Regions from separate parts of the Homo sapiens genome. Here region 1 is linked to region 2. Evidence: read pairs that join two places in POLR2A ChIA-PET (ENCODE). Cell type or tissue: GM12878. All regions are shown on one strand. Each heading gives the region's core, and the rest is flanking DNA. Links, peaks and the distances in the headings are about the cores only. Region 1 overlaps PLEKHA7 (pleckstrin homology domain containing A7). Region 2 overlaps PLEKHA7 (pleckstrin homology domain containing A7).

Region 1 (6,313 bases), core at 1,592-5,591, 82 kb before region 2:
TCACTGTGACTCGCTCTGCTGGTGTGTGTGGCCGCCGGGGTGGGAAGACCCTTGGGGGTCCTGGGGGAGGGATGTCCGAGGGAGATGGAGGCACAGAGATGGAGCGGGGCACCTCTAGCATGCTCCTGCTCCGGCCCTGGTCGGTGAACTCTGGGGAGCCAAGGCAGATGGGCGCTGTGGGGCTGCCGTGCCGGAACTGCTGGCGCTGCTGCCACTCGTAGAGCTGCCACACGGTGCCATCCCGGTGCGCCCGGCGCTCTTCACTCGACATCTTCAGGTGGCTGGCTCGGTCCTGCGCATACTTGTAGTCACTTGGCAGGTTTCGGGGAGGTGGCGAGGAGCCCCCCGAGGGGTGTCGGGTGCTCTTGGGAAGAGTCTGGTAGTTTTCTGGGAAGGACAGGGATTGGCCAGGACCCTGGCGAGGAAGCGTCTGGTCCAAGGGAAGACTGAGGAGAAAGGGTAAGAACGGGTCAGGCAACCAAGCGAGGGTTCTGCAGGCTTTGGGGAACATATCTAAGTAAACCCACAAAGCTGGGCATGTGGGACAGTCCTGTAAGAACCTCAAAAGAATGATCAAGGCCGACATCCAGGACTTCAGTCACTTCCCCTTTTGGCAGACGACTCCAAAACCATTTTTCTCTGTCAACTTCCTCTGCCAGGACAACTTGGCTACCCCATGCCCATCACTTGGAGTGCAATGTGATTAAACCTGGCTTTTCCTTCTCTCTCCGCTGCCAGCAGTCAGCTCTTTCAATGGCTATGCATATTTATAGGAAAGGCCTCACAATTCTCCAAGTTACCAAGATTTTCTCTCTGCCTGGTATCCTTAGCACCAAGTTCCAGAGGTTCATAAAGGAAGTGGTTGGCATCAGTTCTCTTTTTTCTGGACTCTTCTAGTCCAGATACTGATTAATTATCTCCCTCCAGACAACTCTGAGATGCTCCTAATGGGTTTCCACTTTGTCCACAGTCAAGTGCTCTGATCATATCAGTTCCTTGCTGCAAAAACTTCCATGGCTCCTTGTCCCTTCTGAAATAAAGTCTAAACTCCTCAGCCTGGTACTCACAGCTCGCTAGCAGCTGACCTCAACACCCACCTTGCAGGCCTGCTGTTTTCTCACTGCTCTTCCTACGGGCCACGCCAAATGCCTAGGGCCCAAAACTGAAGGAAGTACTCCATCTCAGGGTCACCCCTACACCTGCTGGTGCCTGACAGCCTCACCCTAGTCCCGTCCCAGCCTCCTCCACACCTTAGCAACATCTTGCAACGGAAAAAGGAAAAAGGAGTCTAACCTGGGTTTGAAGCCAAGCTTGACACTTGCTGGCTTTGTGACCCTAGGCAGCTCACCTGACTGCTCTGACCTTCCGTTTCCTTACTTGTAACAGGAGGATAGTATTACCTGCCTCATAAGGCTCTTCTGAGGAATCAATGAGACAGGTTAGGAAATGCAACCCCCACATCTGATACACAGAAGGTCCTTCACTAACGTGTGTACCCTTCCTGCCCTTCTTACTCTTATAACACTGTTCTTCCCTCCCCCTGCCTGGATGGTCTCCCCTTGCTCTATTTACCCAAGTCTTACTCATTCTCTAGGATGCTGGCTCATGCCTTCCCCCACGTGGACCTTCTGTAGTGCCACAGCCCTCAGTGATCCAACTCTGTTTGACCTCGTCATCACACTGCCTGTAACTTTTCCAAGGTCCTATATTGATGTGATCTTTTCATACTTCCAAGACATGTTTTCCCAGGCCAAGGTGAAAAATTCTTGAAAGACAGGAACTGTGTTTCACACCGTGGTATTGTCCACAGTCTAAGAAAGTCCTGTGCGTAATTAGCCCTTCAATAAACACTCCAGCACACAAAACTGGATATGACTTCAAAAACTAACACCAACTAGCCATCTTATTTTCTTTCTTTTTTTTTTCTCTCTTTTTTTTCTTTTTTGAGACAGAGTCTTGCTCTTTTGCCCAGGCTGGAGTGCAGTGGTGCAATCTCTGCTCACTGCAACCTTCGCCTCCTGGGTTCAAGTGATTCTCCTGCCTCAGCCTCCTGAGTAGCTGGGACTACAGGCGTGTGCCACCACACCCGGCTAATTTTTTGTATTTTTAGTAGAGACAGGGTTTCACTGTGTTAGCCAGGATGGTCTCGATCTCCTGACCTTGTGATCTGACCGCCTCGGCCTCCCAAAGTGTTGGGATTACAGGAGTGAGCCACCATGCCTGGCCGCCATCTTATTTTCTTCTGGAGTCTCGCTGTTTTGCCCAGGCTGGAGTGCAGCGGTGCAATCTTGGCTCACTGCAACCTCCGCCTCCCGAGTTCAAGGGATTCTCCTGCCTCAGCCTCCTGAGTAGCTGGGACTATAGGTGTGCACCACCACGCCTGGCTAATTTTTGTATTTTTAGTAGAGACGGGGTTTCACCATGTTGGCCAGGCTGGTCTTGAACTCCTGGCCTCAAGTGATCTGCCCCCCTCAGCCTACCAAAGTGCTGGGATTACAGGCATGAGCCACCGCACCCAGCCTCCAACTTATTTTCTGAGAAGGAAAAAAAATTAAGCAAGGGACAAAGTATGGAATTTTACTAAGCCTGAGAGGCAGCATGATGTTGTAAAAAGAGAACAAGTTTTAGAGTCAGACAGGCTTGAGGTCAATTCTGACTCTGCCTTCACCTATCAATTTTATCTAACATTTATTTGGTGCTGATATTGTGCCAGACATTGTTCCAAGCCAACACTACTCAAAGTGTGGCCTGTGTGCCACCAGCATCAGCACCACCTGGGGACTTGTTAGAAATGCACATTAATGAAATAAGCCAGGCATGGAAAGACAAATACCGTGTATGACCTCACTTATATGTGGGATCTAAAAAGGTCAAACTCATAGAAGAACAGAGTAGAGAGGTAGTTACCAGAGGTTTTGGGAGGGAGAGGAGAGATGGAAGAAGAGCTGTTGGTCAAAGGATGCAAAGTTTCAGTTAGGAGGAATAAGTTCTGGTGACCTACTGCACAGCATGGTGACAATGGTTAATAATAATGTATATTTCAAAATTACTAAAAGTAGATATTAAATGTTCTTACCACCAAAAAGGATAAGCAGGTAAGGTGATGAATGTCAATTGGTTTGATGTAATCATTTCATAATGTATACATATATTAAAACATCACATCTACCCCATACATATAATTATTGTCAATTAAAAATAAGATATATTTTTAAAATGCTGGTTATCAGCCCCACCTCAGACCTACCTAATCAGAAACTCTGGGGATGGTGCCCAGGCATCAGTGTCTTAACAAGCCCTCCAGGAGATTCTAGTGCTCTGTAAGGTTTGAGAAACTGTTCTAATTGTTTTAAAACTCAACTCATTTAATCACTTTAGCTATATGACCTCAGGCAAGTATCATCCAGGCCCTCTAAGTCTCACCTTCCTTATTACAAAATGGGGATAGTAAGAACCACTTAGAAAATTGCTGTGAGGATTTGAAATAGTTGTCATTCAAATAAAGCTATCTTTGCCATTACAGTAGATAATTTTAAGATCTCTTCAACCTACTTGTCGTGCCTGCCAAGTGAGTCGGCCTGCCACTAGGTGGCAGGGTTTGCTATCGATCTCCCAAAGTTAGACACAAATGTGCCTCTGAGACGGGGCAGTGCCTGAATCCTCAAAACAGAGGTGGTAGCGGTGGCAGAAACCAGGCTGGAGGCTTCCCCTGGGGAGTTCAGGACTTGACTAACCATTGTTCATTCTGCCAGAAGCAAAATGCAAACTATGCAAAGCATTTCAGAGCTGTGCTCCCACCCATACGCCCTTCCTGCCTGGCTCTGCAGCTCACTCCCCTTGCCTGCCTACAGTGCCTGGAAGGTCAGAGTCCACCCTCACCTCCCCACTGCCCCACTAGCTGCACCTCAAATCCCTAAGCTCATCCTCTAACCTGTACCCTCCATTTACACATAGTCTGCCATTCTGGAATGACCCCAAGGTACCAGTGCAATGGTGAGCCCTGGCTCTAGGGGTCAAAACAAGGTAACTATGGAGGAGGGACACAGGAGGAGGTGGTACTGTGGTTGAGGTATAGACCCCATGCGAGCAAGTGGGTGCTTCCAGAGCAGCTTTGCCCCTAACAGCAGATCCATTTGCTGGCCCCCTAACCTCCGGTCTTACCCAAAAACTGGGCTCAAGGTCTCCTTATACCATGCTCTGTGGCCACAGGGACTCCCTGTCACTGAACAGGCACTAAACAGGATATTCTGATACAGCCATTACAGAAATGGTCATGTGGAGATGCAATATCATTTTTTGCAACAAATTATTATACTTTACTCAGCAGATGTTCCTCACCCTAACTTCCAGATCAATCACACAGGACTTCCATTTTCTACTCTGTTCCTTATTGTAGTGTTTGAGTCTCCTGATCCTAACTCTATCCCTCACCCCAACATTTCTATTTTACAAGTATGCATTACTTTAAACACTGGGAGGTCAGGGTGGGAAAATGAAAGCCTAAAATTTCAAAACAAGCTCTTAAAATACAGTGAGATTCTAAGAGTGTGTCAGTCTGTCTCCCACAAACCATATCCTAAAAAAGTTTAATGTGAAATTTGTATCTCCAATTAGAAATACTTCCCTGTTGGTTTAAAGCCAAAAATACAGGATCATATTGCAGTTCAAATAACCTTCCTCCCAATGTCTTAATGTGCTCAGTCTAATGAGATTAGCAGTCTTGATGATATGCAAAGCAGAGATATCTATCTCATATATTTTCAAATGGAAAATGGAGGAGTTCCTTTATTCAGCACCTAGATCTATTTATGACTAACTGTAAGAGACTACAAATATATCTTTAAGAAAAAAAAAATCTGGGACTATAAGAGGCAGACCTTTTAAAATACAAGAGGATAATCAGAGACTGAGACACTTTGCTCACTTAAAGATTGACAGCATTTTCTGTTCTGTCTTCTGCCTTCAATTCTTCACTTTTATTCACTTTCTAGCCCATTGAGATCTGCTTGCCCTACTGGAATGAAATTCCTCTCACTGTGTGCTCAGTGACCTCTAAAGCCAATGAGCTGTTCTCCTCTACAGACCTGATGTCTCCCTTCCCCTTAGATAAGAATGGCTCAAATCCCCATCTTGCATCCCAGGGAAAGTCCTATGCCCTCCCCACCCACCTCTCATTTCCCTGTTAACTTCTCATCCTTTAGGTCTCTGGTGCACACCCCACTCCCAACTCTCAAATTCAGGCCGTTGTGTGTAGCAGAATAACATGGTTTACAGGCTGCTGGAGCAGTTATGCGGAGACATTTCATAACTGACAACTTATCACTGCATATCAGTCACCCAGCTTTTGAAAGTTTTTTCTGTGCCCCTGCCACAAAGAGTTTCTCACTGGCCATGCCGTCTTACTGATTTCAACCCCTCCTTTTACTCTGCGTCCTGAGCTAACTTTGACCCTGTAGCTCTGTTAAGCATGGTAATTCAGGTTTGCCCATCTAAGCCCATCAAGCAGCTCAGTGGAAAAAGGGTTTCTGTTACTGAGCAAAAGACCCGTGAGGTTCTGGACTTTCCTTCAGGGGTGCCCAGCCTCCTTGAAAGGTACCACATCTCAAGTGTCTGCTTTTGGTAGGGGAAAAAAAAAAAAAAAAAAAAAAAAGGAAAGAAGGCACCACGCCCAGGTGGAAGTCCTTACCTGCAGCACCGTGCACTGCTGACTGGACTCCTTCCAGTTGAAACTCTCCCCAACAAAACCTCCAGTTTTCCTCCCCCATCTTCTCTTCATCTCCTTCAGGTGACTTAGCTTTTGCCTGACCCTTAGGCTAGGGGTCCTCAGTGTTCTGTTGTTGGCCCTCTGCAACTGTGCTCTCTCAGTTGAGGATTCTTAGTCCTGGCTGCACATTAGATCACTGGGGGAAGAGGGATAGGGGAAAATGTGCTTCCTAAAACCCTTATGTCCAGGCTGCAACCCAGACCAATGGAGTCAGATTTCTGCGCAGGGGACCAAGGCCTCACCAAATGTTAAAACTCTCCAGGTGATTCCAATGTGCAGCCTAGCAACAGTTTCTTGACTGTGGACATGCACTGGAATCACCTAGGGAGTTGTATGTATGTATTATTTATTTATTTATTTATTTATTTTTTGGAGACAGGTTTTTGCTCTATCATCCAGGCTGGAGTGCAGTGGTACAATCATAACTCATTGCAGCCTTGAACTCATGGGCTCAAGTGATTATCCCGCCTTAGCCTCCCAAGTAGCTGGGACCACAGGTGCATGCCACCACATCCAGATAATTTAAAAAACAAAAAAATTTTTTTGGTA
Region 2 (6,313 bases), core at 1,101-5,100:
AGAGGTAATGATCTTTACTGAAGGCCCGCTATGTCTCAGGCACTGTGCTATGTACTTCCCATATGATTTTCATTTAATATTCATCACAAGCAAGTATAGTAGATAGCATTATTTCCATTATAGGGCAGGAAAACCTTTAGAAGGATAAGTGATTTGCTGAAAGGCAAAGATCCCTTATAAGTGGTAAGGGCATGAACTGAACTTTGCTCTTTGAGCTTTATACCATACTTGTGAGCTGTTCTTGGCCTGCTCTTACTGGTCCCAGGTGTCAGCAGGGAGCCCAGGTGCTAGGGGTAGGCAGGGAAGTGTCAGTGAGCTCACCTGGATAAGGTGTGGGGGGCAGGCACTTGGTGGTGCTGCTCCTCATCTCTCTCCCCTTTAGCTGGGAGGGTGCCTAAACCTTACTTGCAGACAAACACAAATGCACATAGTTAATGGGAAGGCCTTTAAGCCCCAGAGCATGTCACTGTCCAGCCAGAGAAATCCAGGTCACACTCCAAGTTGCTAACCTAATGTGTAATGGGAAAATAACTCTACACATTTAAGGCTCTCACAGGCTGTAAATCCTCAGCTTTACTCTGATTGCATGGCAGCAAATTCTGCTCTCAAACATACAGTTGGAACTCAATAAATTTCACTTCACTGATCCATAAATCTTGTTTAAAAAAATATATGCATGGTTCAGTCTGTCCTTAGCTCAGGTGGAAAGGAAGACACTAGAGTGAATTTTCATTCTGTTAATGCCTTGTAACTTTCATGAGGTGTTTTACTAGGTTACAAGTAGACTATGAAATTCTGGCATAAGCAATTATACTTGGACAATAAAATGGAACAAATGACCTACAGCATAGACACCCCATTATATTTCTTCCTTTTGCATTTATTCAACTTGACATAAGCACTCATCACTGCCTTCCAGATCTTTTCCCTTTAAATAAAATTGTACACAAAATTGTATACAACATTGTGATCATTAACAACTGGGTGGTCCTTGAACAAACTCAAAGGGCAAGAAAGAAATGAGAGGATGAAAGGGAGGAGGCTTTGAGGAATGGCTCAATTCCAACATCAGTTCAGTTCATGGACAAACACTCATGAGATCTCTCACTTTTTTCCCCCAAAAAATCTTTTTTCTAGGACAGAAAATCTCTAACTACCTCAAGTGGCATAACATGTGGAAGTCATGATTTTTTATTTTTTTTTTTTTTTGAGACAGAGTCTCACTGTCACCCAGGCTGGAGTGCAGTGGCGCGATCTCAGCTCATTGTAACCTCCACCTCCCAGGTTCAAATGATTCTCCTGCTCAGCCTCCCTAGTAGCTGGGATTATAGGCGCCCGCCACCACAGCCAGCTAATTTTTTTATTTTTAGTAGAGACAGGGTTTCACCCCATGTTGGCCAGGCTGGTCTCGAACTCCTGACCTCAGGTGATCCGCCTGCCTCGACCTCCCGAAGTGCTGGGATTACAGGCATGAGCCACTGCACCCAGCCATGATGTTCTTTTTGTATGACCCAATGGGATACATATTTTATGAAACATTTTTGGTTCCCTACTTATAAAAAATAATATATACTCCTTAGAGAAAAATGGAAAAAAGCTGTCTAGGAAAGCAGAGAGCTGAAGAAAAAATAAATCAGCTCTAGGCTCACCAGCCAGACAATAGGCTGAGAGCTCAATATTTAATTTTGTGCTAAATTAAATCCATTTTTTCACTTTACTATAGTGAAGACAAACTAATATAAGCCAAAAGTTTGAGAAAACTGCATGGGGGTTTATCCTTTCTCCTCTAAATTCCACCACTAGCAACTCATTTATTTAGGTAAGCATTATCCTTCCCAATATGTCTTTTCTCTTTTTTCGGGGGTGGGAAGGAACAGCTTTATTGAGATAGAATTCACATGTCAAACAATTCACTTAAAGTGTACAGTGTAGCTGGGCATGGTGGCTCACGCCTGTAATCCCAGCATTTTGGGAGGCCAAGGCCGGAAGATAGCTTGAGCTCATGAGTTCAAGCCCAGCCTGGACAACATAGCAAAACCCCATCTCTACAAAAAATACAAAAAAATTAGCTGGGTATGGTGGTGCACGCCTATAGTCTCAGCTACTCAAGAGGCTGAGGTGGGAGGATGGTTTGACCCAGGAGGTGGAGGTTGCAGTGAGTGGAAATCACACAGTGCACTCCGGCCTAGGCAGAAGAGCCAGACCTTGTCTCAAAATATAATAAAAATAAAGTATACAATGCAATGGCTTTTAGTATACTGAGAGTTATACGATCATCACCCCAATCAAATTTAAAACATTTCATTGCCCTAAATGGAAGTCCCATACTCTCTAGCGATCACCCCAGCTCCAGCCCTAGGCAGCCATAAATCCACTTTCTATCTCTCTGGATTTCCCTATTCTGGACATTCCATATAAATAGGCTTAGACACTAGGTCATCTTTTGTGACTGGCATCTTTCATTTAGCATAATGTTTACAAGGTTCATTGTTGCGTTCTTGTTGTAGCATGTACCAGTACTTCATTCCTTCCTATGGCCAGATAATATTCCATTATATAGACACACCACATTTTATTTATCCACCCATCAGTTGACGGACTTTGGGTTTTCACTTTGAGGATATTATGAATCATGTAGCTATGAATTGCGTACAAGTTTTTGTGTAGGTGGACATGGTTTCACTTCTCTTGGGTATATACCTAGGAATGGAATTCATGACTCATATGGTAACTTTACGTTTAACCTTTTGAGAACGTGCAGCTGGCTTCCAAGGTGGCTCCACCATTTTACACTTCTACCAGCAGTGCATCAGTGTTCCCACTTCTCTACGCCCTCACCAGCACTTCTAAAGTATCTGTCCTTTTTAATATAAACATCCTAGGGTGTGTAAAGTAGTATTTCATTACGGTTTTGTTTTGCATTTCCTTGATGGCTAATGATGCTGAGCATCTTTTCATTTGCTTATTGGTCATTTGTGTATCTTCTTTGGCCCAGCTTGTCTTTTAAACTGCAAGTACCTCTGGACAGAGACACTCCCTGAATTCAAATGTTACTTATTAGCTGAATTATCCTAGGCAAGTCATTTAACTTTTATTAGCTTCAGGTTCCTTCTCTGCAATGTAGAGATAATATTAACTACCCAACAGATGTGAGGATTGAAATAACACAGGTAAAGGACTTAGCAGACAGCTGGGCACACAATAAACAGTCAGCAAGTGACAGTTATTATTAACAACACCCTTATTCACACTTTACAATCCATAAATGCTTTGAAACAGCTCTTCCCATAAGGAGAGAGCCTAAGATCTGGGACAGAGAAGTTGGGAGCAAAGGGCAAGGGGAGCTCAAAAGAGTTGAATTAAAAGGAAAATGAAAACAATTACTTATGGGCCATTTTCACAGTCTTGTTTTAGTTATCATTGCCAAAGGTCAGCCTAGAGCCTACTCCTGCACCCTTCCAATCATGATGTAAACACCTAGTTCACTGTATTAAATCCATTTCTGTTTAGAAAAGCGAGAATAACTTCTCACTACTGCTACTGAACCCTGACTGAACAGGAAGGAAGGAAGGTCTTAGTCACAGCTCTATAATTACAGCCATGCACACGGCCTGGCATATAACATTAGGTGATCAGTAGCTGAAGTGAACCAAATGGAATCAATGAGTACATTAATGAATGGAATGAATAAATGGGCAAACAGAGCATGTTTGGGATGTTTGCTCAGTTAGGTGAATGAGGATCCCCTCATCCAGAGGGTCCCAGGGAAGGCTGAGATCAGTTCCCAGGACTGGCAGCCAAGGTTCTCATTGACCATCCATAACCCATCACCATTGCACAGACGCCTACATTAGAATATCTTTCATTTTTTTGTTGCCAACACTCAGGGATTATGGATTGTAGAGAATGCTGTTTTCCTGTATTTCTTAAAGTCATGAGAAGGTGAAAAGGCCTCCACTGTGCTTCTTGGCATATAAATAACTCACAGCATAAAGAAAGGGGAGTCAATGGTTCCAAATTCAAAATAAAGATAGGCTCTTCTCACAACGTCCAAATTACAGAGTCCTCCAGGCAGAAATAGAGACATCTTTCAAAGAAATTCTATTTGCCCATTCAATTCCAAAAGACATAATCAAACTAAGAAAACTCTTCCATGCCTTCCACAAATTGATTTAGTTTCAGCAGCCACCTGGGGCAGCACACAGTCAGACAGCAAACAGGCCTTTCAGTTTTTGTCCTTCTTGCCATGTTCTCTTCCTTCAGAGACTGGAAAAGGATCGCTGCAACTTCATTCTTCAACATGGTACAAAGATACAGCCTGCTCTACATTCCTGCTGTACAATTCTGCAAATCACTATCTTTCCCTCAGATCTTTCACAGCCAAAATTGTAGAACCCTCTCAAAAACCTTCAAGCTATCAGAGTATGACAGGTTTCGATTTTGCAGTCCATTTTGGGCTCCCTCTTGACAGGCCTTCATTGGCTTAAAACATTTGTTATTCTTACGTGCTATCATTTATTGAAATCATTTACAGAACATTCCTTCACACATGTCACCTCATTCTCCATGCACAAGCAACATCTGAGTGCCTGCTCTGTACCCATCCATTGGGAATATAGCTCCTCTAAGCTCCAAACAGATTTTTTTCAGGGTCAGTACTTCCAAAGACTATTTCTGAAGTTGTCCATCACAGCATTATTTTTACAGTCAAAAACTGGAAACTATGAAGTAATGGTTGAGCAAAATAAGGTGTTTATACTTGATGAAACATTGTACAGCCATTAAACATAAAGTTTATAAAGAATCTAAGCTTAACAGATCTTTGTGTTAAATGAAAACCAAGCAGCAACCACATCATATATAAAATATAATCTCAATTATCTTTACAAAATGCAAGGAATGAATATTGGATAAAAATAAGCCAAAATGTTAATTCTAAGATTATGCATATCTCTTCTGCATATTTCTCTGAATATTACTGCTTATTTGTGGAAAATTTAGAAAATAAAAGCATACATAATAAAAATTAACTGTAATATGCCACCACTGTTACTAATTTGGTATTTTGCTATCCATTATTTAAGAATAAAAATTCATAAATATACTTTGCATATATTGCTTTCAAATTTTAAAACTTCAAAATGGGGAAGAATAAGAAATGTTTAGACATAAAAAGATAACGCAATGTTAACTGAAAAAGTCAAAATCATATATATGACTAAAAGCATGTTATGTAAAAAGACTTCTCACTACTTTGTACCCTGTCAAATCCATGCCATATCATGTACACCTATTTAAAATAAATAAAAGACAGGGCTGGACACAGTGACTCACGCCTGTAATCTCAGCACTTTGGAAGGCCAAAGTGGCAGATTACTTGAGCTCAGGAGTTTGAGACTAGCCTGGGCAACATGGCAAAACCCCATCTGTACCAAAAATACAAAAATTAGCTGGGTGTGGTGGCACACACCCATGGTCCCAGCTACTTGGGAGGCTGAGGTGGGAGGATATCTGGAGCCTGGGAAATCGAGGGTGCAGTAAGCCATGGTCATGCCACTGCACTCCAACCTGGGTGTCAGAGCAGGAAGATCCTGTCTCAAATTTTAAAAATAAATTAATTAAAATAAAATAAATGTTATTTCCCCACTCTTCTATAAAATCCAGAAGATACATTAAGGTGAAGTGAATATGGCTGTTTTTCCCCTTTGTCTATTATCCCATTTTTTTATGTAATGCAGTTATATGACCTTCATAGTATAAAAGAATTTTTTTTTAATTCTATACTTTCCTCAAGGTCATGATAACCCAAACTGTATATCAGGCAATTTCTCTTTAAGCAAGCTGAGCCCACAGCCCCTCTCCAAGCTGACTTCTTTGCAGCAGAGCCCCAGGGAAGAGCAAAATGAGGCCCTCTGGGGTGGAGCCACAGAACCTCAGCCACACACAGTGCCATGGTATTGCTAGAAGGTGAAAAGCTGGGTAAGAAGGCCTCAGAAATGACTGGAGAGGGAGATCAGTTTGTTTTTCAACTGTCTCTGTATTTCATTCCCTTAAGCATTCTTCCCCAAAGCTCCCACTCCACCATCCCCTGGAATGGGGGTAATGGATTAGGCGCTGAGTAATCATTAGTCTCACGACCCCATCTGAACTCAAAGCTACAAACACTTTCAATATGAAGTGTTTAATTTATTTAAGACAGGAATCACCTCCACTTTACAGCTGAGGAAGATGAGGCTCTAGAAGGTTAAGTCCAATCAGCCAAAACTCAGGCCTTAGTCTCTGAAGGCTGTGCTTTCCTTGATAGCAGCCCTCT

The links. ChIA-PET counts read pairs that join two places held together with the same protein. Peaks named below come from ENCODE experiments on the same cell type or tissue, not always from the same donor. Only the 100,000 strongest peaks of a DNase experiment are listed, where the experiment ranks them.
Region 1: POLR2A ChIA-PET joins it to region 2 with 7 read pairs; 4 of 35 experiments call an interaction of 5 or more read pairs at or near these places.

Annotation. Positions count from the first base shown.
Region 1 is chr11:16,816,877-16,823,189 of GRCh38, forward strand. PLEKHA7 (pleckstrin homology domain containing A7) reads right to left here. Exons shown (of 27, transcript NM_001329630.2): 11 at 1-446. Among named protein-coding and RNA genes, the nearest start is that of C11orf58, 81 kb to the left of the region's middle. In GM12878, for the core only: a CTCF peak has its summit at 3,580 (motif pointing right); a DNase peak (open chromatin) is centred at 3,645.
Region 2 is chr11:16,899,657-16,905,969 of GRCh38, forward strand. All of the region lies in intron 3 of PLEKHA7 (pleckstrin homology domain containing A7), which reads right to left. Among named protein-coding and RNA genes, the nearest start is that of SNORD147, 23 kb to the right of the region's middle. In GM12878, for the core only: no CTCF peak of the experiment used is centred there; DNase peaks (open chromatin) are centred at 2,725 and 3,545; H3K27ac peaks cover 2,930 bases.